2 separate regions of the Homo sapiens genome follow, and region 1 is linked to region 2. Evidence: read pairs that join two places in POLR2A ChIA-PET (ENCODE). Cell type or tissue: B cell. All regions are shown on one strand. Links, peaks and the distances in the headings refer to the core of each region. The heading gives the core; the rest is flanking DNA. Region 1 overlaps CRTC1 (CREB regulated transcription coactivator 1). Region 2 overlaps MAST3 (microtubule associated serine/threonine kinase 3).

Region 1 (15,960 bases), core at 4,486-12,485, 590 kb before region 2:
TAGCCTTTCTTAAAGCTCAAAGCTGATCCTGGGTCACCCCTCCCCACCCCATAGCTGGCTGTGGGATCACGTCCAAGCTCTCCAGCTTGGCTCTTGGGCCTTTCCAGATCTGGGTCTCCTCTCTCCTTCCTCCTTCCCTGCCTCCTGTAGGCCTCTGGGCCCCATATATGCTGTTTCTCCTCCACCCAAAGAGCCTTCCCTTCCCTACCCACCTCTTGCACCGGCAACTCGGACCTCACCCCTAATGTCCCACTGCAGAGCTCTCCTCCTCCAGGCAGCCCTCCCAGGAGACATGGCTGCCTTCATGGAGCACTACCTGTGCAAGCTACAGTCCTGAGGACTGTTCATGCATTGACAGAGTTAGCCCCCTTCATGGCACATCTTACAGATGGGGAAACTGAGGCAGGGGCCAATTATGGGCTTGCCCAGGGTCACATAGCTGGGAGGAGGAGAGTGTGACTTCTTTTTGTTGTTGTTGTTTTAAATAGAGACAGGATCTGACTACGTTGCTCTGCCTGGTCTTGAACTCCTGGGCTCAAGTGATCCTCCTGCCTTGGCCTCCCAAAGTGGTGGGATTACAGGCGTGAACCACTGTGCCCGGCCACAACTTAATATTTCAGAGGTGGCAATACTACCCAAAACAGTCTAGATTCAATGCAATCCCTACCAAAATACCATTTCCTGAAGAAATAGAAAAAAATCCACCCTAAAATCCATATGGGATCTCAAGGAATCTGAAATAGACAAGACAATCTTGAAAAATAACAAAATTGGAGGACTCACACTTTGTTATTTCAAAACTTAACTACAAAGCTACAGTAATCAAAACAGTGTGGTACTGACATAAAGACAAACATCAAGACCAATGGAATAGAATAAAAGCCCAGAAATAAACCCTCACATATATGGTCAAGTGATTTTCAACAAGGGTGCCAAACCATTCAACGGGGAAGGGACAGTCTTTTCAACAAAACGGCTCTGGAAAAACAAGATCTCCATATGCAAAAGAATGAAGCTGTGCCCTGATCTAACACCATATACAAAAATTAACTCAAGACGGATCAAAGATCTAAAGCTAAAACTATAAAAGTAAAAAACTAAAACTGTAACTCTATAACTAAAACCATAAAAGCTAAAACTATATATACTAAAACTATAAAACTCTTGGAAGAAAACAGAGGAAAAGCTTCATACACTGGAGTTGGCAATAATTTCTTGGATCGGACACCAAAAGCACAGGCAACAAAAGAAAAAATACATAAATTGGATGCTGCCAAAATTAAAAACACTTGTGCATCAAAAGACGTAATCAACAGAGTGAAAAGGCCCCATTCCCACGGAATGAGAGAAAATATTTGCGAATCATATAGATGATAAGGGATCAATATGTAGACTATATAAAGAACTCTTACAACCCACCAACAAAAAGAAAAACAACCCAATTTAAAAATAGTCAAAATGTGAATGTACTAAAAAGCGCTAAAAAACAAGGGCAAAGGACTTGAATAAACATTTCTCCAAAGACAAATGGCCAATAAGCACATGAAAAGATGCTCAACAGCACTAATCATTAGGGAAATGCAAACCAAAACCACAATCCCTATCAAAATATCCTTTTTCGCAGAAATAGAAAAAAATCCACCCTAAAATCCATACAGAATCTCAAAAAACCTCAAATAGCCAAGACAATATTGAAAAAGAATAACAAAATTGGAAGACTCACACTTCTTGATCTCAAAACTTAACTACAAAGCTACAGTAATCAAAAGAGTGTGATACTGGCATAAAGAGAAACATAAAGACCAATGGGGCCAGATGTGGTGGCTCACGCCTATAATCCCAACACTTCGGGAGGCCAAGGCGGGGGGGATCATCTGAGGTCAAGAGTTCAAGACTAGCCTGGCCAACATGGTGAAACCCCATCTCTACTAAAAATACAAAAATTAGCTGAGTGTGGTGATGGGCACCTGTAATCCCAGCTACTCAAGAGGCTAAGGCAGGAGAATCGCTTTGAACCCGGGAGGAGGAGGTTGCAGTGAGCCAAGATTGCACCACTGCACTCCAGCCTGAGAGACAGAGCAAGACTCTGTCTAAAAAAAAAAAAAAAAAAAAAAAAAAAAAAAAAAAAAAAAAGACCAATGGAATAGAATAGAAAGCCCAGAAATAAACTGTCACATATATGGTCAAGTGATTTTCAACAAGGGTGCCAAACTACTCAATGGGAAAAGGATGGTCTTTTCAACAAATAGCTCTGGGAAAACAGGATCTCCAAGTGCAAAAAGAAAAACAACCCAATTTAAAATAGATAAAGTATGAATATACTAAAAAGCATTAAAAAAAAAAAAAAAGAGAGAGAGAGAGGAAAAGGAAAAGGGCACAGGACTTGAATAAACATTTCTCCAAAGACAGACAAATGGCCAAGAAGCACATGAAAAGATGCTCAACATCACTAATCATTAGGGAAATGCAAACCAAAACCACAATCCCTATCAAAATATCATTTTTTGCAAAAAAAAAATATTAGGATTAGTAAATATTAGTAGACATTAGGATGGCTATTATCAAAAAATCAGAAAATAACAAGTGTTATTGAGGATATGGAGAAACTGAAATCCTTATACACTGTTGGTAGGAACATAAAATGGTATAGCCACTACAGAGAACAGTGTGGCAGTTCCTCAAAAAATTAAACATGCTGGCTGGGCGTGGTGGTTCACGCCTGTAATCCCAGCACTTTGGGAGGCCAAGGCAGGTGGATCATCTGAGGTCAGGAGTTCGAGACCAGCCTGGCGAACATGGTGAAACCCCCATCTCCATTAAAAACACAAAGATTAGCCAGGTGTGGTGGCATGCGCCTGTAATTCCAGCTACTCGGGAGGCTGAGGCAGAACCGCTTGAACCCAGGAGGCAGAGGATGTGGTGAGCCGAGATCACGCCACTGCACTCCAGCATGGGTGGTAGAGCAAAACTCTGTCTCAAAAAAAATTAAACATACAATTACACATGATCCAGCAATCCCATGTCTGGGAATATACCCAAAAAAATTATGAGTAGGGACTCAAAGAGATGTACACCAATGTTCACAGCAGCACTACGCACAATAGCCAAATGGTGAAACCAGCCAAATGTCCATCAACAGATGAACGGATAAACAAAATGTGTCCCATCCATACAGTGGAATAACAGCCTTAGAGGGGAAGGACGTTCTGACACGTTACAACGTGGACGAACCTTGAGGACATTATGCTCAGTGAAATAAGCCAGACACAAAATGATAAATCCTGGATGATTCTCCTTACATGAGGTCCCTGGAGTCGTCAAACTCATAGAGGTGGAAAATAGGATGGTGGTTGCCAGGGGCTGGGAGGGAATGGAGGGTAGTAGGAGGGTGGGGGTTGGGGATTGGGGGGTAGGGGGTGGGTGGGTGAGTGTTTAATGGGGACAGAGTTTCTGTGCGGGAAGATGCAAAAGCTCTGAACACAGATGGTGGTGATGATTGCAAAACAATGTGAGGATACTTACTAAATGCCACTGAACTGCACACTTAAGGTTAAGACAGTAACTTACACGTTATGTGTATTTGTTTTGTTTTTGGTTTGTTTTTGAGACAGGGTCTTGTTCTGTTGCCCAGGCTGCAGTGCAGTGGTGCGATCATGGCTCACTGCAACCTCTGCCTCCAGGGTTCAAGCGATTCTCCTGCCTCAGCATCCCGAGTAGCTGGGATTACAGGCGCCTGCCACCACACCCAGCTAATTTTTGTATTTTTAATAGAGACGGGGTTTCAACATGTTGACTAGACTGGTCTCGAACTCCTCACCTCAGGTGATCCACCTGCTTCAGTCTCCCAAAGTGCTGGGCTTACAGACAAGAGCTACCGCATCTGGCCACATGTTATGTGTATTTTACTAACTTTAAAAAAAAGAAAAAGGCTGGGCATGGTGACTCACGCCTGTAATCCTAGCACTTTGGGAGACCAAGGAGGGTGGATCACTTGAGCCTGGGCAACATGGCAAGACCCCCGTCTCTACAAAAGAATTTTAAAACAAAGCCAGGCATGATGGTGTAGTCCCAGCTACTTGAAAGGCTGAGGTGGAAAGATTGCTTGAGCCCAGGAATTCCTGGCTGCAGTGAGCACTGCACTCCAACCTGGGCAACACAGGCAGATCCCTATTTTAAATATAAAAAAAGAAAAAATATAAAAAGAAAACGAGCACTTCACTTCTGTGGGATCCCCACCAAAATCCCACAACCTCAGTCCAATTGCCAGAAAACCTCCACAAGACCACAATAAGGACATTCCACAAAACACCTGACCAGCTCTCCTCAAGAGAGTGAAGGTCACGGATGATGAGGAGACATTGAGGAACCATCACAGATTGGAGGAATCAAAGGAGATGCTTTGACTAAATGCAACACGTTGCCAGGCGCAGTGGCTCTCGCCTGCAATCCCAGCATTTTGGGAGGCCAAGGCAGGCAGATAACTTGGGGTCAGGAGTTCGAGACCAGCCTGGCCAACATAGTGAAACCCCATCTCTACTAAAAATGCAAAAATTAGCCAGGCACGGTGGCTCAAACCTATAATCCTAGCACTTTGGGAGGCCAAGGCAAGCGAATCATCTGAGGTCAGCAGTTCAAGACCAGCCTGGTCAACACAGCGAAACACCATCTCTACTAAAAACGCAAAAATTAGCCGGGCATGGTGGTGCATGCCTATAATCTCAGCTACTTGGGAGGCTAAGACACCAGAATCGCTTGAACCTGGGAGGTGGAGGTTGCTTGCAGTGAGCTGAGATCGTGCCACTGCACTCCAGCCTAGGCGACAGAACAAGACTCTATCATAAATAAATAAATAAATAAATGCATAAATAAATACGTAAGTAAATAAATGCAACACACAACCCTGTCCAGAGAAGGTGCTTAAAGGAGCAATCCGGGGAAATCCAAACACAGTCTGGAGTCTAGTTAATAGAATTGTGACAACTGGGCCAGGAGCGGTGGCTCACGCCTGTAATCCCAGCACTTTGGGAGGCCAAGGTGGGCAGATCACGAGGTCAGGAGATTGAGACCATCCTGGCTAACACAGTGAAACCCCGTCTCTATCCTGACCGAGACCGTCCTGGCTAACAAGGTGAAACCCCATCTCTACTAAAAATACACACAAAAAAATTAGCCGGGCGTGGTGGCAGGCGCCTGTAGTCCCAGCTACTCGGGAGGCTGAGGCAGGAGAATGGCGTGAACCCAGGAGGTGGAGCTTACAGTGAGCCGAGTCTCAGCTATTCAGGAGGCTGAGGCAGGAGGACTGCCTGAGCCCAGGAAATTGAGGCAACAGAGCGAGAGCGAGACTCCATCTCAAAAAAAAAAGAACTGTGACAACTGGAGGTCCCAGCCCGGCCGTCGCAACCAGGTCACGTGTGATGTTCACAATGTGGGAAACAGGTGGGGGGTTATGGGTATTCCCTGCACTATCTCCAAAACTTTTCACAAAGTCTAAGAGACTATCTCCTGTGTAATCCCAGCACTTTGGGGGGCCGAGGCAGGTGGATCACCTGAGGTTGGGAATTCGAGACCAGCCTGACCAACATGGAGAAACCCTGCCTCTACTAAAAATACAAAATTAGCCGGGTGTGGTGGCGCATACCTGAAATCCCAGCTACTCGGGAGGCTGAGGGCAGGAGAATCGCTTGAACCCGGGAGGTGGAGGTTGCGGTGAGGCAAGATTGTGCCATTGCACTCCAGCCTGAGCAACAAGAGCGAAAATCCATCTCAAAAAAAAAAAAAAAAAGACTATCCCCTAAGAAGCCAGGTATGGGGCTCAAGCCAGCACTTTGGGAGGCCCAGGCAGGAGGAGGATCACTTGAGCCCAGGAGTTTGAGACCAGCGTAGGCAACACAGGGAGACTCCTGTCTCTACAAAAAATATATACTAAAAATTAGCCAGCTGTGGTGGTACACACCTATGGTCTCAGCTACTCAGGCGGCTGAGGCAGGAGGACTGCCTGAGCCCAGGAAATTGAGGCTACAGTGAGCCAAGATCACACCACTGCAGTCCAGCCTGGGCAACAGAGCCAGACCTTGTCTCAAAAAAAAAAAAAAATGCTGGGCACAGTGGCTCACGCCTGTAATGCCAGCACTTTGGGAGGCTGAGGCGGGCAAATCACCTGAGGTCGGGAGTTCAAGACCAGCCTGACCAACATGGAGAAACCCCATCTCTATTAACAATACAAAATTAGCCGGGTGTGGTGGTACACGCCTATAATCCCAGCTACTCGGGAGGCTGAGACAGGAGAATTGCTTGAACCCGGGAGGAGGAGGTTGCGGTGAGCCGAGATTGCACCACTGTATTCCAGCCTGGGCAACAAGAGTGAAACTCCGTCTCAAAAAAAAAAAAAAAAAACAAAACGGTGGGCGCGGTGGCTCATGCCTATAATCCCAGCACTTTGGGAGGCCAAGGTGGGCGGATCATTTGAGATCAGGAGTTGGAGACCTGCCCGACCAACATGGTGAAACCCCGTCTCTACTAAAAATACAAAAAAAATAAAAAACATTAGCTGGGCCTGGTGACACACGCCTGTAATCCCAGCTACTCAGGAGGCTGAGGTAGGAGAATCGCTTGAACCCAGGAGGTGGACGTTGCAGTGAGCTGAGATGGCGCCATTGCACTCCAGCCTGGGTGACAGAGTGAGATTCTGTCTCAAAAAACAAAAAACAAAAATCCTATCTCATAAGAAACAGTTAACAGCAATGAATACTCCCTCAGGTGAAACTAAACAGATGACCCATAAGCCACACAGTGGCAGCTGTCATATTCTGGGCCAAGGCACAGAGGTGAACAAGGTGCGATCCTGCTCTCACTGTTGCCCCAAGTAGCAGCTCAACAGCTGGCCTCGGCCAAGCAGGCATCTTTCAAGGTGTGCACCCACCACGGGCCGGGCACGGGGCCAGACACTTTGCGTGGATGCATCATCTAATCCATGTGACGACTCCTCAAGGGGGCTCTGTGAGCACCCCCTTTTTACAGCCAGGAAACTGAGGCACAGAAGGGAGGGACTGTTTGGCAGGAGCCAACAGAGGCGCATAGAGCAGCGTGATGAGCCCCGGGCTCTGGGGGCGGGCCCGCGAGCAGGCAGCCTCCACCCCATGGTGGACCTTCAGGCTCCTCCTTCTGCCCCGGCTGAGCCGGCAGTGAAGGGATTAGCGGGCTCCTTGCCGAACAGAGGCCGAGGCCGCCTGGGCGCAAAGATAGGCTGTTGGGACCATAAATCATCCCCAGGGTCTGTGCATTTATTCTGTGATGATATAATGAGCCACTCCTGTCCTAATTACAGCCACCAATCTCGCCTGCCTGGGAGGACCGAAGGGATCCCCGCAGCGATGGAAGCGGGATGCGCACAGATGCGAAAGGACTCAATGGTGTAACGCAGCAGGGAGCCTCTGCTTTCAGTCACTTGAGAAAGAGACGCTGAAGCAGACAGAGAGCCCCTCCGAGGTTCCGAGGTTCTGCAGACCCCTGCAGCCCAGAAAGGTGGACAGCTCGCGTGTCTTTGCGGACACGCTCGGCCTCCCCGTGTCCCCAGCCAGAGGGACGGCCAGCCCACAGAGCCAGTCCCAGGCGCCCTGCTAGGCTGTGCTGATACTTCCTCCCAGAGATTTCCGGGCGAATGACCAGCTGGCATGCACCCACCCACCCTCTGCACCCAGGTGAGTGGTGCCAGATGCAGAGGAAACGGGAAGTGCTGTGGTGTTTCTGTTTTCAATTTTAATCAAAGTTTTGAAACATAAATGATTTCTTTATTTTCATTTTTTTTATTTAAAAAAAAAAAAGTGTGGCAGAGAGCTTCTCTGCAGCAAGAGCCCCGGCAGGAAAGGGAAGAGAAGGGCGGCCTGCAGAAGTTCTCAGGGAGGCTTCGCCCCCTTGCCGAGAGCCCCCAAGCACCGTGGTGGTCTCTGGGCTGTTGAAATACCAGAGTGGGGTATGTGGATAAGGGACAGGGTGGCTAGGATATGGGCACAGGGTATTAGCACCCGCAGTGGGAGAAGGCCCACCCTTCCAAGCAGACTCAGCCCCTCTGGGCCTCACCGCACCCTTCAACCCCACCCCACGGAGTGAAACTCCTGGGACCAGCGGAGGCGTCAGGACCCAAGTACAGAGAAGGGGGAATTTTATGTAGTAAATGAGGACCCAAAGCCTCTCAGCCGCTATAGTGGTGACGTTCCCCAGTGTGGGGCTCCCTGAGATGGAAGACGCAGCCACTTAACATAACCCTCCCGTCGCCAACCCTCCTGGGGAATCAGGCTCAGGATCCATGGGTGTGAGAGCTGCCGAGATGAGGCTCAGTCTGTCACAAGCCCGCCTTTGCCAAGCCCCAGGTCATCACAGAGCCCCAGCACCCACTATCTCCGGGGGACACCTGCCCTGGCCCCTCCTAGGCCTCCTGCTGCTCCCTACTCGTTCCTCCCAGGCCTGTCCCCACATGGCAGCCAATGGGATCCTTGCAAAGCATAAATCCCACATCACTGCCCTGCTCAAAACCCTCCCCATCCCAGGACCAGATCTCAACCCCTCACCCTGGCCCACGAGGCATCACCCCCAGAGCCAGGCGAGGCCAGGCTCTTCGCTTTGGCTCAGAGCCGCAACCTCAGGGGCAGGGCCAGCTGGCACAGGTGTGGCTTCCTGTCACTCCCTAGGGCAGGGTCTCCAGCTGACCTGCTCTCCAAGGTGTCTCCGGGGCCAGCTCACAGGAGATGCTCAGGAAATACCAACTGACTCGAGGAATGGACTTTCCTATCCAAACCCTCACTGCTGCAGGGAGAACTCACCGGGCCACCCCAGTGCTTCTTGTTCAGGCACTCAGAGGGCTGGGTGGGCACCATCATGCAGCCCCAGGGCCATCCTACCCCGAGGATTTGACCCTGGAACACACTGTGTTCCGTACAAGTATACAGGCTCAGGATTTGCTTAGAAAAATGTGAGCTCCAGGAAGACCACAAACTACTCTTCTCACTTCAGGGCCCCTCAACAGCCGGTACATGTTCCCAGATGGAGGTATTGAGAAGACCCCGCACACCCCTCCCAGGACTGAAGTGGGGACATTGGACCATGTGACATGGTACTGGCCCTCTTAGAGAGCACCTGCTTCTATGAGATTCCAGAATGAACTGGAGACAGGCCTGCCCACAGGGAGGTCAGATTCCAGAGCCTGCTGATGCCTGCTGAGCACCTGCTGAGTTCACACTGTGCCTGCTGAGCGCCTGCTAAATACACACTGTGTGTCAGCTGAGTGCCTGCTAAATACACACTGTGCACCTGCTAAGCGCCTGCAGAGCACACACGGTACGCCTGCTGAGTACCTGCTAAATACACATTATGCACCTGCTGAGCGCCTGCTAAATACACACTGTGCACCTGCTGAGTGCCCGCAGAGCACACACTGCGCCTACTGAGTACACAGTGTGCACTTGCTCAGCAACCAAATACACACTGTGCACCTGCTGAATACACACCGTGTGCCTGCTGAACACTGTACGCCTGCTGAGCACCTGTATACACATTGTGCACCTGTGGAATACACACTGTGCGCCTGCTAAGTGCCTGCTAAGTACACACTGCACTTGCTGAGCACCTGCTTAGTACACACTGTGCATGTGCTGAGAACCTGATGAGTACACACTGCGCATCTGCTGAGCACCTGCTGAGCACACACTGCGCCTGCTGAGCGCCCGGTGAGTATACACTGTGCGCCTGCTGAGTACACACTGTGCACCTGCTGAGTGCCTGCTGAGTACACACTGTGCCTGCTGAGCGCCTGCTGAGCGCCTGCTGAGTACACACTGTGCCTGCTGAGTGCCTGCTGAGTACACACTGTGCACCTGCTAAGCACTTGCTGAGTACACACTGTTGTGTGTGCCTGCTGAGCGCCTGCTGAGTACAAACTGTGTGCCTGCTAAGCACCTGCTGAGTACACACTGTGCACCTGCTAAGCACTTGCTGAGTACACACTGTGCCTGCTGAGCGCCTGCTGAGTACACACTGTGCACCTACTAAGCACTTGCTGAGTACACACTGTGCCTGCTGAGTGCCTGCTGAGTACACACTGTGCACCTACTAAGCACTTGCTGAGTATACACTGTGTGCCTGCTGAGTGCCTGCTGAGCGCCTGCTGAGTACATGCTGCGCCAGCTGAGCGCCTGCAGAACACAAACTGTGCACCTGCAGAGCACCTACCGTGTGCCTGCCGAGCACCTGCTGAGTACACACTGCAGAACACACCGTGCACCTGCTGAGCACCTGCAGAACACACACTGTAAGCCTGCTGAGCACCAGCTGAGTACATACCATTAGCCTGTTGAACACCAGCTGAGTACACACTGTGTGCCTGCTGAGCATCTACTGGGCACCTACTGAACATCTGCTAAATATTTCCTTGTGTGGGCACGAAGTGCCTCTTGCAGGCCTGCTGTGTCCCCATCAAGCACCTGTTGGATGCCTGCCAAATGCCTGCCCAGTGCCAACTGGGTACACCATGTGTCCACAGTAGCCACACCTCCAGCATCTTGGCAGCAGTGAGCACACAGTGAGTATCTATGCCAGGCCCCATTCCAGATACACCAGATGCCTTCACATTCACGTCTCACCATGATCCAATGAGGCAGAGACCACTGTGACCCCTACTGCACCATGCACCAAAGACAGCAGGGCCTCCCAGGTTGGGCCAAGAGCATTGGCTCATGCCTGTAATCCCAGCATTTTGGGAGGCCAAGGAGGGAGAATTACTTGAGGTCAGAAGTTGGAGACCAGCCTGGCCAACATGGTGAAACCCCATCTCTACCAAAAATGCAAAAATTAGCCAGGTATGGCGGTGCACGCTTGTAATCCCAGCTATTCAGGAGGCTGAGGCAGGACAATCGCTTGAACACGAGAGGCAGAGGTTGCTGAGCTGAGATCGCACCACGGCACTCCAAAAAAAAAGAGGCCTCCCAGGTCTAAGCTCGCCCAGAAGGAAGCGAGGTGGGGGCTGAGGCTGACTGTGTGGCCCTGGCTGGACACCGATGAGGCTGCTCCCCCCGGTGCCAAGTGCTTCTGAATCCCTCCGTGCAAGAACCCCAAGGAGGAGGCCCCGGCCATGCTTCGTTTCCAGTTGGCAAATAATAAACATTGGCTCTCGGGCATCCCTGGCCCTCGAGGCACGCGGCACTTCCTTATTTACACACCTGGACCCCCATCCAGCTGCTGGCACCACAGCCACACCCAGAAGAACAGGGCACCCACCTCCACCCAGGGGCCACGCAGGACCTGTTGGAGGTCAGAGACATACCCCAACCAGAAATAAAGTGGGGGTGTGTTCTATCCCATGAGCTCCAAGGTGAAGCAGGACTCTCCTACCCCCCACCCCTCCCCTGTGATTCTGGTTCCCACGCTGCAGCCTGGGACTCCCCCACCCGCCCTCCCAATAATCCCTGTCACCATCACCTCCTAAATGCCCCGAGTCTTCCTCCGTGAGTGGCACACCTCCAGCTGCTCGCCCTCCTCCCTACTGGAGGGGGCTCAGGGACACACAGGTGGGGCCATTCCCAGGCAGGCACCTTGGAGAGGTCCCCACTCCCCCAGTACATGCACTGGGACAAACACAAAGAATGTTTAGGTTGAGAAAAACCAGGGACAACCTCTATGCTTCTCAACAGATGAACATGAACTGAGGCTCAGCGTACAACAAGGTCCTCCGCATGGGCCTTGGAGTCAGACACAGGTTCAAGTCCCAGCTCCTCCTCCCACCGTCAGCCATGTGACCTCCTGTGCCTCAATTTCTCATCTGTGCCATGGGGGCAGGCAACAGGCCCTTTCTCATGAGTTACTGCAACAATCCACTGTGCACAAATACATGGATTCTAGCAAGGCCAGTTCCTGCCACTCCCTGGACCCCCACTGTCACTCACATTGCCATCCCACTAGAACCTTCCATGGCTCCACATGGCAGGGCCTGGCTCCAGGCCCTCCACCCACTGTCGTACCTGCTCTGAGGGCCCCTTCCTCGGCACACAGGCTTCCAGCAGCCTGAACCGCCCTGCCTCACCCTGACCAGCCGGCCAACTCCCAGAACTCCGTGACACGGCAAAAACACACAGGCTGCGGGGTTAGTCCAACCTGGGTCAGATGGCAGCCTCTCCACTCTAGCGCTCTATGACATTCGCTCTCCGGGCCTGTCTCCCACTCTGTAAACCCGGGAGGACGCCACCAGCTGCCCAGAGCAGTCATGTACTACAGGATCCAGGTTTGCATCTCATGTAGCCAGTAGCCTCCACCCACCCCTCTGCACCTGCATGCTCCCGGCACACACAGGGCCTGACACCAGGGCTTCTGGACTGTGACACTGCTGACACTTAGGGCTGGATAATTCCCTGTGGTGGGGGCCATCCTGTGTACTGTAGTGTTTTTGTTTGTTTGTTTGTTTGTTTTTGAGATGAAGTCTCACTCTGTCGCCCAGGCTGGAGCGCAGTGACGCGATCTCGGCTCACCGCAAGCTCTGCCTCCCGGGTTCACGCCATTCTCCTGCCTCACCCTCCCGAGTAGCTGGGACCACAGGCGCCCACCACCACGCCCAGCCAATTTTCCGTATTTTTAGTAGAGACGGGGTTTCACTGTGTTAGCCAGGATGGTCTCGATCTCCTGACCTCGTGATCTGCCTGTCTCAGCCTCCCAGAGTGCTGGGATTACAAGCGTGAGCCACCACACCCGGCCGTGTGTACTGTAGTGTTGACCAGTATCCTCAGTCTCTGCCCACTGGATGCCAGTAGCACCCCATTCCCCGTCGTGACAACCACAAATGTCCCCAAAAGTTGCCAAATGCCCCCAGGGGCAGAATCGGCCCCAAGTGAGCCCCCTACTCTGCACGGAATAACCTGTGGATTTTGATGTTTCCCTGACCCTGGGTTCAGGCCAGTCTCTACCCAGGGCAGACCCCACTTGTGCTGTCCATATGGCATTTTACAGAGTCCCATTTAAAAAAAGAAATCCCCAGGCCGGGCGCAGTGGCTCACATCTGTAATCCCAGCACTTTGAGAGGCGAAGGCGGGCAGGTCTCGAGACCAGGAGTTCGAGACCGGCCTGGCAAACATGGCGAAACCCCCAACTCCACCAAAAGTACAAAAATTAGCTGGGCACATTGGCTCATGCCTGTGATCCCAGCACTTTAGGAGGCCGAGGCGGGCAGATCACTTGATGTCAGGAGTTGGAGAGCAGCCTGGCCAACATGGTGAAACCTCATCTCTACTAAAAATACAAAAATTGGCTGGGCATGGTGGCGCGTGCCTATAGTCTCCGCTACTTGAGAGGCTGAGGCAGGAGAATCACTTGAACCCAGGAGGCAGAGGTTGCAGTGAGCCAAGATCTTATAGGAGCAAGACTCCCTCTCTCAAAAAAAAAAAAAAAGAGGTCGCTGAAAGTGGGAGAACTGCCGCCAACCTCACTCTCCTTGCTAACCACCCCCAGCCCCTGCAGCTGATCTTCCTTAACACTTGAGGTCAGTGGGTTTCAAACTGTGTGTGAGTCCCAGAGGCCAGCCAATCCCTTCTGTGAAGGGCCAGATGCGCCTGGCGCAGTGACTCACACCTGTAATCCCAACACTCTGGGAGGCCAAGATGGGACAATTGCTTGAGCACAGGAGTTTGAGACCAGCCTGGACAACACAGGGAGAAGACCCTGTCTCTACAAAAAATAAAAAAATTAGCCGGGCATGGTGGCTAACACCTGTGGTCCCAGCTACTCAGGGGGCTGAGGTGGGAGGATCGCTAGAGCCCAGGAGGTCAAAGCCACAGTGGACCGCATGATCTCTGTTGCATGGGACTATGCTGATGTCCCACAAAAGCAGCCACAAAAAAGGAATAAATGGTTGTGCCCATGTTCTAATAAAATAAAGAGACGTAGCTTACAGAGCTCTGGATTAGTAAGTTATCAATTCAGTGGGTCCCAACTGGTACTTTTTATTTTTTTCTTCGTCTCTTCTTCTTTTTTTTTTTTTTTTTTTGAGATGGAGTCTCTCTGTCGGCCAGGCTGGAGTGAAGTGGCGTGATCATAGTTCACTGCAGCCTCAAGCTCCTAGGCTCAAGGGAACCTCTCGCCTCAGCCTCCCAAGTAGCTGGGACCACAGGCATGAGCCACCATGCCAGCCTATTTTTTTTTTTTTTTTTCTGAGACGGAGTCTCGCTCTGTTACCCAGGCTGGGGAGTGCAGTGGTGCAATCTCAGCTCACTGCAACCTCCACCTTTCAGGTTCAAGCGATTCTCCTTCCTCAGCCACCAGAATAGCTGGGGTTACAGGTGCCCGCCACCATGCCCAGCTAATTTTTGTATTTTAGTAGAGACAGGGTTTCACCATGTTGGCCAGGCTGGCTCGAACTCCTGACCTCAGGTGGTCCACCTGCCTTGGCCTCCCAAAGCTCTGGGATGACAGGTGTGAGCCACTGTGCCCACCCAGCCCAGGCTAATTTTCATATTAGAACAAAACAGAGTACATCAGTGTGCCTGCAAACAGTAAGAGTTAAGCGGGCCGGGAATGGTGGCTCACGCCTGTAATCCCAGCACTTTGGGAGGCCAAGGCGGGTGGATCACGAGATCAGATCAAGACCATCCTGGCGAACATGGGGAAACCCTGTCTCTACTAAAAATACAAAAAAAAGTAGCCGGGCATGGTGGTGGACGCCTGTAGCCCCAGCTACTCAGGAGGCTGAGGCAGGAGAAGGGCGTGAACCCAGGAGGCGGAGCTTGCAGTGAGCTGAGATCACACCGCTGCACTCTAGCCTGGGCGACAGAGAGAAACTCTGTTTCAAAAAAAAAAAAAACAAAAACAAAAGAGTTAAGCTCCTTGGTAAAACCTGTCTTGATTGCACATTTGGTGGTAGGTGCTGGCAAGCCATGAAAAATGAATTTTTTTTTTTTTAGACGGTGTCTCACTCTGTCACCCAGGCTGGAGTGCAGTGGCACAATCTCGGCTCACTGCAACCTCCAGCACCCTGGTTCAAGCAATTCTCTTGCCTCACCCTCCCAAGTAGCTGGGACTACAGGTGCACACCACCACACCTGGCTAATTTTTGTATTTTTAGTAAAGACAGAGTTTCACTATGTTGCCCAGGGTGGTCTCGATCTCTTGACCTCGTGATCTGCCCACCTCGGCCTCCCAAAATACTAGGATTACAGGTGTGAGCTACCATACCCGGCCGAAAAATGAATTTCTTTTTTTTTTTTTTTTTTTTGAGACGGAGTCTCGCTCTGTCGCCCAGGCTGGAGTACAGTGGCACTATCTTGGCTCACTGCAACCTCCACCTCCCAGGTTCAAGCGATTCTCCTGTCTCAGCCTCCCGAGTAGCTGGGACTACAGGCACGTGCCACCATGCCCAGCTAATTTTTTGTATTTTTAGTAGAGACAGGGTTTCACCATGTTAGCCAGGATAGTCTCTATCTCCTGACCTTGTGATCCGCCTGCCTCGGCCTCCCAAAGTGCTGGGATTACAGGCGTGAGCCACCGTGCCCGGCCCAGAAAAATGAATTTCTAACTGCAGAGCCACAAGTGCCATGCCTGTTCCTGAGCCAGGGACATCTGCTCCTCACCCAGCCCTGCAGCCCCTGGTTTCACACACGCTGAGGGTCCAGGAAGCCCTCCCAGATTCCCCAGAGCACGTGGACCTGGTCGCTGCACACCCTAACCACTTCTTTTTTTTTTTTTTTTGAGACAGAGTTTCACTCTTGTTGCCCAGGCTGGAGTGCAATGGCATGATCTCTGCTCACAGCAACCTCCACCTCCCAAGTTCAAGCAATTCTCCTGTCTCAGCCTCCTGAGTAGCTGGGATTACAGGTGCATGCCACCATGCCCAGCTAATTTTTGTATTTTTAGTAGAGACGGGGTTTCATCATATTGATGACGGTGAGGGAATTAATTTCTGTTTTTCATGCCCCTCACTTTGTGGTAATTTGT
Region 2 (15,960 bases), core at 4,439-12,438:
ACTTGGGAGGCTGAGGCAGGAGAATCGCTTGAACCCAGGAGGCGGAGGTTGCAGTGAGCTGAGATAGCACCATTGCACTCCATCCTGGGCAACAAGAGCGAAACTCTGTCTCAAAAAAATAAAAAAAAATAAAAAATAAAAGAAATAAAAGTACAAAAGAAATAGCTGGGCATGGTGGTGCATGCCTGTATTCCCAGCTGCTCTGGAGGCTGAGGTGGTAGAATCACTTGTACCCGGGAGGTGGAGGTTGCAGTGGGCCGAGATCACACCAATGCACTCCAGCCTGGGTGATAGAGCGAGACTCCGTCTCAAAAAAAAAAAAAAAAAAAAAGATAATTTCAAATACCAAGGCTGAGAAGGGAAGAGAAAGGAGAGAACACTGCAAGGGGCGACTTTAGCCAGGAGGCCTCTCAGAGGAGGTAATGCTGCAGCCAGCCAGAAATGGAGGAGGAAGGAGCTGGCTATGCAGAAAGCGTGTCCCAGGCAAAGGGCACAACTCTCTGAGGCAGCACTGAGGGCAAAATGCCAGCGGGGCTGACCACATAAGCCTTGTGGGCTGCAGGGAGGAGTGCAATTGTATTGTAGGAGCAATGGGGAGCCATGGAGGGTGCTTGAGCAGAGAAAGGGTATGATGTGGACTACGTTTGTAAACCCCCTTGTGTCTGCTATGGGGAGCAGACTGCTGGGGGACAGGAATGAAGGTAGCAGGAGGCCAGTAAGGGTCTGGGACGGTGTCTGGGAGGGGAATATTGAAGCTGTGGAGAAAAGTGGGTGGATTTGGGACTTGTTTTGAGACCAGGGGAGATGGTGGTTTTGAGACCACCAGAGATGGTGATGAGTATGGGAGTGGTCACCTATGACCCCCAGGTATGCAGCCCAAGCCTCATGCGGGGTGCAGATTCTCTTGAGTCTGGGGACCCAAGTGGGGATGGGGCCACAGTCTCCACTTGCTGTCACTACGTGCTGAGCCACCCCATATGCACGGGGACACACCTTTGCACACACTCGGTAAAGGCGCTGCCCCCTCGTCCCCAGCCACAGCTACACCCAGTAACACCTACACACCCCCTATTACATACACCCACTGCCCTGACATCTGTAGCAGGGAGAGAACCTTCTCCCATGCTCATTTGTCCTCAGTTTCCCCCTCTGCAAAACAGGGCTGCAGCTGACAATCCAGAGGGCCTGCTGCCACGGTGAAGGCCTTCCATGAAAGGCTGGCTGAGCCACTGATCTCTGGTGTCGGCCCACTGCTCCCCAGATCATGCCCTTCCCCCTGCTCACAAACCCTCCATGGCTCCCTATTGCTCTCACAGCAAAACAAAACTGCATTCCTGGGTGAATCCCTCTCCCAGGGGTCATATCCTAGCCCTGTCCCTGACAAACTCTGTGACATTGGCATTTGACTCTCCCTGCATGTGCTGTGACTGTAAATGCCAAAGTCTCAGGTAGATATACAGACACCCCCGTTCAACGGTCCCTTTTTAGTGGGACTACCCCAGCGCTTCCCACCTGCCCATATATCTGTGCCGCTCCCAGCACCACACTCTATGGCTCCTAGTGCCCTAGGTAGAAAATCCACATTCTTCCTGCCCTTGGGATTTGAGGCTCCAGAAGGAAAGTGTCTCTGACGATGCTGTTGCTGCCTGGAACAGCCACTTTGCCTATGAGCGCCCAACTCATGGCCTTCTTCAACAACACCCCCAACCCCCAATGCTATCACTACCACAAGGACAGCCCTCCCAGATACTGCCCATTCATCTAAGCCACATGCATTAACTGAGCACCTGCTGTATACACCCTGGGCCTGCCCTGAGTCTACGATATGACCAGGACAGACAAGGTCTGGTCTCGGAGAGGCTGTCAAACCTCTGGGTGAGAAAAATAACTGGATAATCACACAAGACAATGTGGAAATTAAATCTCTGGGGTTGGCTGGGTGCCGTGGCTTATGCCTGTAATCCCAACATTTTGGGAGGCTGAGATGGGCAGATCGCTTGAACTCAGGAGTTCGAGACCAGCCTGGCCAACATGGTGAAACCCTGTCTCTACTAAAAATACAAAACTAGCAGGGCGTGGTGGCGCATGTCTGTAATCCCAGCTACTCTCGAGGCTGAGGCAGGAGAATCACTTGAACCCAGGAGGCAAAGGTTGCAGTGAGCCGAGATATCGCACCACTGTACTCCAGCCTGGGTAACAGAGCAAGACTGTCTTAAAAAAAAAAAAAAAGAAAAAGAAAATCCCTGGGGTCTGGATGTGGAAATGGACAGGTATAATGCATATTATACCCCATGTTTGTGGGGCCTGGAAGGAGGGGGTGGTTGGGGAAGGCTTCCTATCTGAGGCTGAGGCCTTGATGAGGATGTGACGGAAGAAGAAAGGAGGGAACAGAGCTCTGGGCAGTGGGGACAGCAAGTGCAAAGGCCCTGAGGCTGGACCAGCCTGCATTCTGGAGGATCAGCCATGTGGCTGGAGCCAAGTGAGCGACGGGGAGATGGATAGGATGGAAGCAGGGAAGTTGCAAGGCCAGGCACAATGGCTCATGCCAGTAATTCCAGTACCGTGGGAGGCCAAGGCGGGTGGATCACCTGAGGTCAGGAGTTCAAGACCAGCCTGGTCAACATGGTGAAACCCTGTCTCTACTAAAAATATAAAGATCAGGCCAGGCGCAGTGGCTCACGCTTGTAATTCCAGCATTGTGGGAGGCCATGGCGGGTGGATCACCTGAAGTCAGGAGTTTGAGACCAGCCTGGCCAACATGGTGAAACCCCATCTCTACTAAAAATACAAAAAATTAGCCAGGAGTGGTGGCAGATGCCTGTAATCCCAGCTACTCACGAGGCTGAGGCAGGAAAATCATTTGAATCCAGGAGGCGGAGGTTGCAGTGAGCCAAGATCGTGCCACTTCACTGCAGCCTGTGCAACAAGAGGAAAACTCCGTCTCAAACAAACAAAAAAAACCACCCAAATGTTAGCTGAGTGTAGTGGTGCATGCCTGTAATCCCAGCTACTCAGGAGGCTGAGGCAGGAGACTCGCTTGACCCAGGAGGCGGAGGTGGCAGTAAGCAGAGATCACACCACTGCACCCCAGCCTGGGCAACAAAGCGAGACTGTCTCAAAAAAAAAAAGGAGGCAGGGGAGTTGCAGAGGCTGGACTCTGTTGGGACGTTTATGAGCTTATTCCTAGGATGCTTGGAACATGGCAGGCAGGGACCCATTCCCCCGCCAGGCCCAAGGCAATGTGGCTCTGCTGCCCCCCGGTGGTGAGTGAGGCAGCCTTATGGCCTTTCTCAGTCCCAGATACTTCCTCCCTCCCCTCCCAGTTAAAACTGGTCAAATCTGCTCAGCGGCCTCCAACACACGGGTCCCTCCCTTCATCATGTCCTCACCTGGGGTGGAAGCCAAGGATTTAGACAGAGTCAGATCTGGCCCGAAACCTTCCTAGGATGCTCCTGATAACACATTCTGAGGTCCTATGCCCCTGTTTTCTTCACTAAATGGGGGTGATGGCAGTCTCTGATTCTCAGTGGATGCCTCGACTTGTTCCTGGATGTTGTCCTAGCCACCTCCTTCTCTCTGGCCACCTCCATTCCTGGCCCCAGCAGAACTTTCTCCCCCCAAGGCAGACACAGAGGCTTAAAAAAAATCTCAGGCGGGGTGCAGTGGCTCACGCCTATAATCCTAGCACTTTGGGAAGCCAAGGCGGGTGGATCACCTGAGGTCAGGAGTTCAAGACCAGCCTGGCCAACATAATGAAACCCCACCTCTACTAAAAATACAAACATTAGGCCAGGCTTGGTGGTTCATGCCTGTAATCCCAGCACTTTGAGAGGCCAAGGCGGGAGAATCACTTGAGGTCGGGAGCTCGAGACCAGCCTAGCTAACATGGTGAAACCCCATCTTTACTGAAAATACAAAAATTAGCCGGGAGTGTTGGTGTGTGCCTGTAATCCCAGCTACTTGGGAGGCTGAGGCAGGAGAATCACCTGAACCTAGGAGGCGGAGGTTGCAGTGAGCCAAGATGGTACCACTGGACTCCAGCCTGGGCAACAGAGCAAGATCCCTTCTCAAACAAACAAACAAACAAACAAAAAATTAGCCGGGCGTGGTGGCACGCCTGTAGTCTCCGCTACTCGGAGCCTGAAACAGGAGAATCACTTGAACCTGGGAGGCAGAGGTTGCAGTGAGCCGAGATCATGCCACTGCAGTCCAACCTGGGCGACAAAGTGAGACTGTCTCAAAAAACAAAAACAAAAAACCCACCACCTCAGTCCTGCCACAGGACCTTTGCACATGCAGTACCCACTGCCTGGTGCCAATCTTTCTTTAGCTGTGCCCAGGCCTTGGCTCAAACATCACCTCCCCAAGAGGTCCCTGTCTGAATACATCTTGTTTATCCATTAGTTTTATCACTGAATTCCCTAAGCTGACTGAGAAGTCATTGATGGAGGGACTATGTTTTCTTTATAGCAATGCCTTTAGCACCTGGATCTCAGTAGGTGCCTCATAAGTGCTTGGCGTCTGAAGGAAGGTACCTCCCTGTTGCCCAGCACCCAAATGTGGGCTCTATATTGTTCTCTCTTCTCCCCGTTAAAGGTCTGTGGATGGCCCAGCGTGTGGCTTATGCCTGTAATCCCAGCACTTGGGGAGGCTGAGGCAGAGGGGTTTGCGACCAGCCTGGCCAACATGGTGAAACCCCATCTCTACTAAAATACAAAAATTAGCTGGATGTGGTGGTAGGTGCCTATAGTCCCTGCTACTTGGGAGGCTACAACAGGAGAATTGCTTGAACCCAGGAGGTGGAGGTTGCAGTAAGCTGAGATTGCACCACTGCACTCCAGCCTAGGGGACAGAACAAGACTCTGCCTCAAAAAAAAAAAAAAAAAAAAAAGTCTGTGGAAAGAGTTAAGCAGCTCATTCATACTAAAGTGTAAATGGTTGATGGGCCACATAACTCTAACAGACACCATTGACCTCACATCTGTCCCTCCCTAAACTTTTGCCCAAACCATGAGAGGAGCTCACAAAACTCCTTCCTGTCCTGAAACCTGGCCAGTCACAGAGTCAACCAACTGGCCAGTAGAACCCTCAACAGACCTGGTAGCAAAGCTGTCCCTGATGCTTGGCCCCCGGGGGATGGACTGAATCAGGAAAACTGGCATCTCCTCTCTGAGCCTCAGTTTTCTTAACTGGGAAGTAGGGATCAGGAAAGGGTTAGGGAGCGCTCAGTCACCCTGGTTCTTTTCTCCCGGCGCCACTTTGGTTAATCTCAATTCACAGGGCTCTCGTTGGTGGCCTCTCAGCCTTGGGTGTGCGTGTGTTTTAGAGGGAGGAGCTTTCTCCCTGAGGTCACCACCCAGGAGTCCAGGCCAATTCAGCAGGGAGTGCCCTGAGCCGCTTGGGAATCCGGCACCTGTCTTGGCGAAGTCCTTGGGCAACAGCTTAAGTTCTTCCCTTTCCTTGGCCACCTGTCAGATGCTGGCCTGGCTAAAAATGGAATTTTCCCATTAAGCCCCTAGAACGTATCGCAGTGCCATTATGTGGAGGGGTAAACTGAGGCCCAGAGAGGTGATGTCACCAACCTGCAGTATCTTGAGGAGACCGATGAGTCTGGAGGGTTTCCAAGGCTCTGGGGTGCCAGGGCGATGTCTGCGCCCCGCCCACACGCGCTGTCACTTACCTCCAGGGGTGCAGGCCCAAGGAGGGGCTACAGGGGCTGCAGGGGCTGCTGGGACCCAGCAGGGACGGGCTCTGGCTGCTCGGAGACAGACTGCAAAGAAAGAGGCCGGGGACGGTGAACCTGGCGGCCGCCCCTTCGTGTGGCCGAATCCGGATCTCCGGATGGCGGCTGCGGTTCCCTCAGGGAGTAGGGGCCCAAGACCGGGGATTCTGGGTTCAGCTCAGGACGTGAGGGCGGGGCCAGACCGATGGCCCGGGAGGGCTCCCCGGAGGCGGCGGTGCGTTTCTGGGCGACACGAACAGAGACGTGGGGGGAGGGTAGTTGTCATCCTGTCCTCCCTGCACCCCGCATACCCCCGCCCTGCCCAACACTCACTCGAGGGTCAGCGCCGGGATGTGCAGCTTGTCCCTGCGGGACTTCATGCCGAGGCAGAGGCCGCCTCTGTGCGGCGGGGTACCGACGCCCCCTTGTTGGCCCCCGGAAGCCCTGATCGTGGCGCGAGCGGACCGACGGACGGACACACGGACGCAGGGACAGACGCCTGGCTGGTGCGGCAGACTAGACGCGGGGGCTGGGCCGCTGGGGGCCGGGCTGGCTCCGCCTCGGGGCGGGGATCGCAGCTCCGCACCTGCGCGCAGGCCCGGCCCGGCAGCGAGGGTCGCGCAGCGGGAAAGGGGAGCCGCGGGTGCCGCCCTGTCTGCCGCAGGGACGCCGAGGCCGCCGGCTTGGGAGCCCCCGAGCTGCGCCCCGGAAGGGAAGGGCGGTCACTGGCTCCGCGGTCCGCGCGATTGCTCCATGGCCTGACCCCGCCTCTCCCCGCCCCGGCCCGGCCTCTGCCCTCGCCCCGGCCCTGGGGCTCTCTGGGAGCCGGGATCTGAGCGCAGTCCGCCCCAACTCCCCAACCCCGCATCCCGGCCAGCTGCTCAGCACTGAGGTCCTAACCCGCTCGGGTCTCCGCATCCCCGCGCACACTAGAGGCTCTGACCACACCTCCAGTCCCTGGCTTCCAGCTGTTTCCTCTGCCAGGAAGGTCGCCCCCTCACCCATATACGATCCCAACCCCACCAGCCCCTCCTCCGCCAAGCTGTACCTGCACCCCCACCAGCACCAGGCGCCGCCAGCTCTGTCCTTCCTCCCTCTCAGCGCAAACCCCACGGTCTGGGGGTGTCTGTGTCTCACTCTGGCCCTCTTGAGGCCCCGGTGGACCCAGTGGGGCACAGGGAAGGTGGCAGGGAGTGGACATCCCTTGTGGAGTCTTTGGCTCTGTCCTGCCCCAAGGTCCAGGACTTTGCCCTCGGCAGTCCTCATTGATTCACGGTCCAACACTCTGCCCACAGCTTGGGCCAAGGCTGGAAACAGTGCCGGCTCTCGGGGCAATGTCCCAGTCCCCCAGCAACCCCCAACCACTGGGGCCTTCAAGCACCTCCCCACCAACTGTATCATCCCCACTGGAACAGAAGCAGATGGCCTGGGATTGGGGGCCACTCTGACCCCATTCCCAGGACCTCCTCCTTCTGTCCTGCCACCTCATCTCCACTCACTCCACTCAGCTACCCTTGTCTTCATGCTGTTCTTCTAACGCCAAGCATACTGGCACCCCAGAAACTTTGCCCAAGCTGTTCCTGCTGCTTGGAATGCCATTCTCCCCAGACTTCCCCGCTGCCAGCTCCTCCTCTTCTTCCAGATCTAAGCTCAAAGGTCACTTCCTCCAAGAGGCCCCAGATCTTCAGGATAAAGCCACCCCCAGCACCTCTGTCTCTTTCTCTGGTTGAGCTCTCTCCTGAGTACAAAACTTCAACCATTGCTCTGAGATTGAATTGTCTGTATCCCCTCTGGCTTCAGCAGGGCCCAGTGTACAGCAGGTGCTCAAAAAAATGTTCATTGAGTGATTCCCACCCCCAACTCAGGCAAAAGCAGCTCCCAAAGATGGGGTGTCCACAGTCACACACTTCCAGACCACTAGCTCAAGGAAAACCCCTCCCCACCCCGGCCTTTGGTTTCTTTCATCTGTAAATGAATGAAAGCATTGAACAATAATGTTCTCTAAGATTTGGGGATAAAAAATGGTAACCTAGACTGGGCATGGTGGCTCATGCCTGTAATCCCAGCACTTTGGGAGGTTGAGGCAGGCAGATCGCTTGAGTCCAGGAGTTTGAGACCAGCCTGGGCAACATAGTGAGACCCTGTCTCTACTAAACATACAAGTCAGGTGTGGAGGCTCGCATGTGTAGTCTCAGCTACTCTGGAGGCTGAGGCGGGAGACTCTCTTGAACCTGGGAGGCAGTGGTTGCAGTGAGCCAAGATGACACTACTGCACTGTACTATGTGGGTGACAGAGAGAGAGGGACCCCGTCTCAAAAAGAAAACAAAGCAAAACAAAAAAAAAAAAACCCAACCTACAGGAACACTGATGTGATCCCGAGAGAGATGATTTTTTTCTTTTCTTTTTTTTTAGACAGAGTCTCACTCTGTTGCCCAGACTGAAGTCTGGTGGTGGGAGCCTGGTTCACTGCAATCTTCACCTCACTTCAAGCGAATCTCCTGCCTCAGCCTCCTGAGTACCTGGGATTACAAGCGAGCACCACCACGCCTGGTTAATTTTTTTGTATTTTTAGTAGAGACGGGGTTTCACCATGTTGGCCAGGCTGATCTTGAACTTCTGGCCTCAAGTGATCTGCCTGCCTCAGCCTTCCAAAGTGCTGGGATTACAGGCGGGAGCCACCGTGCCTAGCTGAGAGATGATTTTCTGCTGGTGTTCCCCAAAAGGAAGTGAGCTCCCCGTCATGAGAGGCATTCAAGCCAGTTCTAATACACTTCAGCTGAAATTCAACATCTGGACTCTGGATTCCAGACAAGTTTCTCTCCTTCCCAGCTGAGTGTCCTTAGCTGGTGATGAAACCCCTTTGCACCTCAGCTTCCTCATTTGCAAACTGGCATGGCCTCCCATGTTTGTGGTGAGAGGCCAGGTGCTTGTGAAGCACTTTGCAAACACGAGGGCAAGAATGAACATGAGATGTGTTGCTGTAATTATTAAATACATTCACAATTCAGTGGCTGTTGCTGAAATATCCACTTCCAAGACCACTGGGGCCCACCCAGCCCGCCAGTCCCAGGTGAACTCACCCACGTCCTCGGCGTGGCAGGCTCAGCTCCTTCTGCAATGAGACAGAAATGGGGATCATTCTCAGAGAGACTAGCCCTCAGAACCCCTGGCCGTTGATGCACCCCCACAATCCCCAATCCCATGCCCCAACCAATGCATCTTTCCCGCTCACTCTACACACTGGCTCAGCCCTGCCTCAAGGCCTTTGCGCTATCTGTGCGCTCTCTCAGAACAGCCTTCCCTCCCTTCTGGCCCTAATTAACTGCAGCTCATACTCCAGATCTGAACTCAACATCCTTTCTTCCTGGAGGCCCTCCAGATTCACAGTCTAATTCCCCACCCGGCTCCTACCATACCTGCATTAAAAAATATTTTAGGCTGGGCACGGTGGCTCACACCTGTGATCTCAGTACTTTGGGAGACCAAAGCAGGAGGGTTGTTTGAGCCCAGAAGTTTAAGCCAGATTGGGCAACATAGCAAGACTACATCTCTACAAAACTTTTTAAAAAAATTAGCCAGAGTAGGCCGGGTGCGGTGGCTCACACCTGTAATTCTGGCACTTTGGGAGGCCAAGGCGGATGGATCACTTGAGTTCAGGAGTTTGAAACTAGCCTGGGCAACAGAGTGAAACCCCGTCTCTACAAAAAAAAAAAAAAAAAAAAAAAAAAAAAATTGCTGGGCATGGTGGCTCAAGCCTGTACTCCTAGCTACTTGGGGGGCTGAGGTGGGAGGATTGCTTGAGCCCTGTCTCCAAAAAAAGGCCGGGCCGGTCAGGCGCAGTGGCTCATACCTGTAATCCCAGAGCTTTGGGAGGCTGAGGTGGGCAGATCACCTGAGGTCGGGAGTTCAAGACCAGCCTGGCCAACATGGTGAAACCCCATCTCTACTAAAAATACAAAATTAGCCAGGCATGGTGGTGGGTGCCTGTAATTCCAGCTACTTGGGAGACTAAGGCAGGAGAATCGCTTGAACCCGGGAGGCGGAGGTTGCAGTGAGCCGAGGTCACACCATTGCACTCCAGCCTGGGAAACAAGAGCGAAACTCCATCTCAAAAATAAATAAATAAATAAATAAATAAATAAATAAATAAATAAATAAGAAGGGCCAAGTGCGGTGGCTCATGCCTGTAATCCCAGTACTTTGGGAGGCCAAGGCGGGCAGATCACAAGGTCAAGAGATCAAGACCATCCTGGCCAACATGGTGAAACCCTGTCTCTACTAAAAATACAAAAATTAGCTGGGCGTGGTATTGCACACCTGTAGCCCCAGCTACTCGGGAGGATCGCTTGAACCTGGGAGGCAGAGCTTGCAGTGAGCTGAGATGGTGCCATTGCACTCTAGCCTGGCAACAATGAGAGATTCCGTCTCAAAAAAGAAAAAAAAATTAGCCAGGTGTGGTGTTGCACGCCTGCAATCCCAGCTACTCAGGAGACTGAGGTGGGAGGATTGCTTGACCCCAGGAGTTGGAGGTTGCAGTGAACTATGATAATACCATTGCACTCTAGTCTGGGTGACAGAGCAAGACTCTAAGTCTAAAAAAAATTAATAATAATTTTATTTAAAATTACCAATTAGTTGTATTTATGAAGAAGTATGTCAGTAGTGGCTAAAAACTAATAATCTGTTGAGAAAACAGAGATTCCTGAGTTGTCCTCTCCCTGTCCCATCTCAGATGTCCCTCTCCTCCTGGGTCTAGGTCTGAACGCCATTCTCTCCTCACTCGCTGCAAAGCCTATGCAGGTTTGGGCCCTGGGTACCAGTGGGGGCGTGGGGAGGACGGCTGACGGGTGACTCCCTTTTGAAGACCCTTTTAGAGCTCAGCAAACTGACCTGCACCAACTCTGGGTGCCCTCACCGCATGAAGGATAGAAAGCCGTGAGCTTGTGTTCCACTGTGACCTCACAGTCCATCCTCAGACATGGGCTGCCCAAGAGGGTTTTTTTTTGTTGTTGTTTTTGTTTTTTTGAGACAGACTTTTGCTCTTGTTGCCCAGGCTGGAGTGCAATGACACAATCTCGGCTCGCTGCAACCTCTGTCTCCCAGGTTCAAGCGATTCTCCTGCCTCAACCTCCAGAGTAGCTGGGACTTTTTTTTTTTTTTTTAGAAGAGACAGGGTTTTGCCATGTTACCCAGGCTAGTCTTGAACTCCTGACCTCAGATGATCCACCCACTTTGGCCTCCCAAAATGCCGGGATTACAAAATGCTGGGATTACAGGCATAAGCCACCATGCCTGGCCAAAAAACCAGTTTTTTGTTTGTTTGTTTGTTTGTTTAGATGGAGTCTCACTGTATCGCCAGGCTGGAGTGCAGTGGTGCAGTCTTGGCTCACTGAAACCTCTGCCTCTCGGGTTCAAGCGATTCTCCTGACTCAGCCTCCCAAGTAACTGGGGTTACAGGTGTGTGCCAGCATGCCTGGCTAATTTTTGTATATTTAGCAGAGACGAGGTTTCACTATGTTGCCCAGGCTGGTCTCGAACTCCTGACCTCAAGTGATCCATCCACCTTAGCCTCCCAAAGGGCTGGGATTACAGTGTAAGCCATCGCACCCGGTCAATCACGAGGGTTTATTAAATTCTCAAAATGCCATGTGGCACAAGTTTAGAATCTGGGGACACCCAGACCTGGGTCCAGTTCAATTCTCTGTTTCTTCCTGGCCATGCAAATTATTTGTATGCCCCGTGCCTCAGTTTCCCCATCTGTAACTGGAGATGACGTGAGGAGGGTTCTGGGTTAATCATGATCAGCCATTACTATTGCTGCTGTTGTGTGCTGTTGTACTATTGTTGAGCTCAGCAAGGGACCATGGAAGCTGTCATAATACCTGGTAAATGTCCTTGCATTTACTGAGCCACCTCCTACGAACCGCGGGCAGGGGCTGTTTTACTGGCAGGGAAACTTAGGTGCAGAGGAAAGCCGGCTGCCCACGTCTCTTAGTGGAGTGAGAGGCAGGAAACTGGGTCTCAGGACACCCTCCCTCCACACACATCAGGGCGGCCACGTTGGGGACACACGACTATTTTTACTTTGGTGGGCTCCAGGCTGCCCACGTCGTGATCTGGGTGTTCGCCATAGCAACCAGTGACGCCATCGGCCCCTACAGCCAATTGGAGGGGGCCGGAAGCTGCTGGGCTGCCGGATGACCCAGCTGGGAGGGCAAGGTCTCCCGGGAGAGGCGGGGAAGGGTCGCGGGGGTGTGGCGTTACCCCAGGCCTGACTTCAGCTGCTCTGCGCTCAGAAAACCAAGCTGTCACGATGGGAGGAGAATAATCTACCCCTCGAAGGTCTCTCTGACTGCTTGAATATGTCTGAGGACAGACAACTCACGGCGTTTAGTTCAAGCAGTCATGGTGATGGAACCATCACCACCATCACCGTGGCCATTAGGGTCTCCTTCTTCCCCTTCCAATAGTTGTGGGAATTTTTTTTTTTTTTTTTTTTTTTTTTTTTTTTTTTTTTTTGAGACAGCGTCTGGCTATGTCGCCCAGACTGGAATGCAGTGGTGCAATCTTGGCTCACTGCAACCTCCGCCTCCAGAGTAGCTGGGATTGTGGGCATGTGCCACCACACCCGGCTAATTTTTGTATTTTTTATAGAGATGAGGTTTCACCATGTTGCCCAGGCTGGTCTTGAACTCCTGGTCTCAAGTGATCCACCTGCCTTGGCCTCCCAAAGTGCTGGGATTACAGGCATGAGCCACTGCACCCAGCCAGTTGTGGGATCTTATACCACTTCCTCCACTACCCCACGTGAAACAGGGAGGGATTTGAACCCTGGTGGGGGGTCCCACTTGCACCCCATCCAGGCATTTCCTTCCAAAACTCTGACAGTCCTAGGTTCCCAGTCTGGCTCCCCCACTCCTGCACTGTGTGACCCGACAAGTGACTTAACCCCTCTGTGCCTCAGTTTTCTCATTTGGAAAATGGCCCAGTGACATAGGGTCCCTGGAGGAATCAATGAGTAGCAAGCTCAGAGCCTGGTGCTGGGGGAGACTTGGATGGATGGGAGTCAAGACAATGATCAAGACGTGAATAATAACCACCAGTTGAAAGTTGCTTCCAAAAGACAAAAAGATGTGAATATTTTGTTTGTTTGTTTGTTTTCAGATGGAGACTTGCTCTGTCGCCCAGGCTGGAGGGCAATGGTGCGATCTTGTCTCACTGCAACCTCCACCTCCTGGGTTCAAGCGATTCTTCTGCCTCAGCCTCCCAAGTAAGCTGGGATTACAGGCGCCCACCACCACGCTTGGCTGATTTTGTATTTTTAGTAGAGATAGGATTTCACCATGTTGGTCTGGCTGGTCTTGACCTCCTGACCTCAAGCAGTCCTCCCATCTCGGCCTCCCAAAACGCTGGATTACAGGCATGAGCCACTGTGCCTGGCCTGAAGATGTTTTTTTAAAGTGGCAGAGAGAGGTGAGGCAAAATCGGCAGCTCCCTGCAAAGGCTCCCGGGGAAGCTGGACCACACAGAACTCTCCTGGCACCACTCCCGGACCCTTCGGTCCCCGCACCATCTGCTTTCCACCCACAGCTCCCTCTGTGCCTGCTGTTCCCCTGGGAGTGGTTCCCACCCAGAGGAGTGGAGGTTGGGGAGGCCCCGACCCCCTGAAACTGCCCTTTAAAGGTAATATTTATGGTATACCCGTCTGCGCTTGCCCAGGCTGGGGGATGCTGCCTCCCCAACAAGCTTTAGCCCCACCTTGAGGAAATCCCATTTTGGAGAAGACATAGCACAGCAGGAGCACCCCCATACTGGAGGGATTAAGAGAGACCCGAAGCAGCTGGGTGCTGTGGCTCATGCCTGTAATCCCAGCACTTTGGGAGGCTGAGGCGGGAGGATCACTTAAGATCAAGAGTTTGAGCCAGGTGCGGTGGCTCACGCCTGTAATCCCAGCACGCTGGGAGGCCAAGGTGGGCGGATCACAAGGTCAGGAGTTCAAGATCAGCCTGGCCAACATAGTGAAACCCCGTCTCTACTTAAAATACAAAAATTAGCTGGATGTGGTGGCAGGCGCCTGTAGTCCCAGCTACTCGGTAGGCCGAGGCAGGAGAATCCCTTGAACCCCGGAGGCGGAGGTTGCAGTGAGCCAAGACCACACCATTGTACTCCAGCCTGGGTGACAGAATGAGACTCCGTCTCAAAAAAAAAAAAAAAAAAGGTGGCCGGGCGCAGTGGCTCATGCCTGTAATCCCAGGACTTTGGGAGGCTGAGGCAGGCAGATCACCTGAGGTCAGGAGTTCGAGACCAGCCTGACCAACATGGAGAAACCCCGTCTCTACTAAAAATACAAAATTAGCAGGATGTGGTGGCGCATGCCTGTAATCCCAGCTACCTGGGAGGCTGAGGCAGGAGAATCGCTTGAACTCGGGGGCAGAGGTTGCGGTGAGCCGAGATCGTGCCATTGCACTCCAGCCTGGGCAAGAAGAGCGAAAGAGTGAAACTCCGTTTCAAAAAAAAAAGGCCAGGCGCAGTGGCTAACACCTGTAATCTCAGCACTTTGAGAGGCCGAGGTGGGAGGATCACGAAGTCAGCAGATGGAGACCATCCTGGCTAACACGGTGAAAGCCCGTCTCTGCTAAAAATACAAAAAATTAGCCGGGTGTGGTGGCAGGAGCCTGTAGTCCCAGCTACTCGGGAGGCTGAGGCAGGAGAATGGCATGAACCTGGGAGGTGGAATGAGCGGAGATCACGCCACTGCACTCCAGCCTGGGCGACAGAGCAAGACTCCGTCTCAAAAAAAAAAAAAAAAAAAAAAAGAGTTTGAGGCCATTCTGGCCAACATGGTGAAACACCATCTCTACTAAAAAATATAAAAATTATATTAGTCGGGTGTGGTGGCGCTCGCCTGTAATCCAGCTACTCAGGAGGCTGAGGCTGTGAGAATCGCTTGTATCCAGGTGACGGAGCCTGCAGTGAGCCAAGATGGCGCCACTGCACTCCAGCCTGGGCCACCGCACTCCAGCCTGGGCGACAGGGCAAGATCCTGTCTAAAAAAAGAGAGACTCAAAGGGAGAAGAGGGGTTGGAGGCACACAGAGAGGAGAGCTAAGGGGCTTCCTGGAGTAGGGGGTGTCAAACAAAGCCTGCAGGCACATGGAAAACACCAGTCCATGCCCAGCAAACAGCACGTGCAAAGGGAGGTGAGACTCAGCCTGCTGGGCACCAAGCCCGGTTGGAAGTTCGATGCCCCTGGAATTAAATGGGAGAGAAGTCAGCATGGACCACATGGCACCAGCCCCAGGGCTTCCAGGAGGAGGAGGAGGAGGAGGAGAAGGAGAAGGAGGAGGAGGAGGAGGAGGAGGAAAATAAGTGGAAGCTGTCCATGAGAAAGCAGGATCACCTTGGAGGGCTGAACCTAGAGGAGCCACCCCAGTAGCGGCAGAGACAAAAGTCCAGATACAGGCTCTAGCCCTTCTCTGCCGGGGGATGCTCTGTTTGTGGGACCTGGTGTTTTGAAATTCGGTCATGTGTAAAGCAAAGGTCCAAGTAGGAGATGATAAATGTAATAAGATAATAGTAGTAGTAGTAATAACAGCTCACGTTACCCGGTGCCTGCACACGTTATGCGTGAGGCTGAGTTTAACCCAAATTGGGAAGGTCTCCACCTCCTCCCTGGACCCAGGGCTGTCGCAAACTGGCCGCCCGCGGGCCAGGCCGGATCCTTTTTCAGACCTTTCCTGCACACAGCCAACAGCACGCCTCACATTGTCACCACCGGAGAGGACGCCCTGGGCTATGCGTCTGGATTGGCCGGTCAGCACCCGTTTGTGAATGGACTCTTTGGCCTTTGGCCTCCAGGAAATCTGATTGGCTCGCATCAGCGATCTACCCCCTGATTGGCTGGGGTGCTCCTGGACCATTAACAAGGTTTCCAGTCAAAAGAGACCCCAAACTGGGGCTGATGAAGACAACACCTTCACGTGCCAGATTGGTTAGAATTTCTCTGGCTTCCTGGTGGGTACTTCCCTCTTTGGGCCTCAGTTTCTTCCTTTGAAAAGTGGAACTAATAATAGCACTGACCACTCGGGCTGTTGGGAGAATTGAATGCATGAGAGGGCTTAGCCTGTTAATATGAACGGTTATTCCCACTTTACTATTATTTTATTATTATTTTAATCTTCTTCCACTTGGACCTTTATTTTTATTTTTGAGATAGGGTCTCGTGATCATGGCTCACT

The links. Peaks named below come from ENCODE experiments on the same cell type or tissue, not always from the same donor. Only the 100,000 strongest peaks of a DNase experiment are listed, where the experiment ranks them.
Region 1: POLR2A ChIA-PET joins it to region 2 with 6 read pairs; 2 of 35 experiments call an interaction of 5 or more read pairs at or near these places.

Annotation. Positions count from the first base shown.
Region 1 is chr19:18,692,356-18,708,315 of GRCh38, reverse strand. All of the region lies in intron 1 of CRTC1 (CREB regulated transcription coactivator 1), which reads right to left. Among named protein-coding and RNA genes, the nearest start is that of CRTC1, 17 kb to the right of the region's middle. RefSeq lists enhancers at 7,010-7,059, 7,403-8,249, 11,659-12,557. In B cell, for the core only: no CTCF peak of the experiment used is centred there; DNase peaks (open chromatin) are centred at 7,185, 7,655, 8,665, 10,541 and 1 weaker place; H3K4me3 peaks cover 2,319 bases; H3K27ac peaks cover 4,756 bases.
Region 2 is chr19:18,100,462-18,116,421 of GRCh38, reverse strand. MAST3 (microtubule associated serine/threonine kinase 3) reads right to left here. Exons shown (of 28, transcript NM_001393504.1): 2 at 8,804-8,835; 3 at 5,681-5,770. Among named protein-coding and RNA genes, the nearest start is that of MAST3, 11 kb to the right of the region's middle. RefSeq lists enhancers at 5,716-5,895, 6,156-6,205, 5,738-6,307 and silencers at 6,236-6,545, 11,924-12,033. In B cell, for the core only: no CTCF peak of the experiment used is centred there; DNase peaks (open chromatin) are centred at 6,261, 8,171, 8,601, 11,921 and 1 weaker place; H3K4me3 peaks cover 2,691 bases; H3K27ac peaks cover 5,233 bases.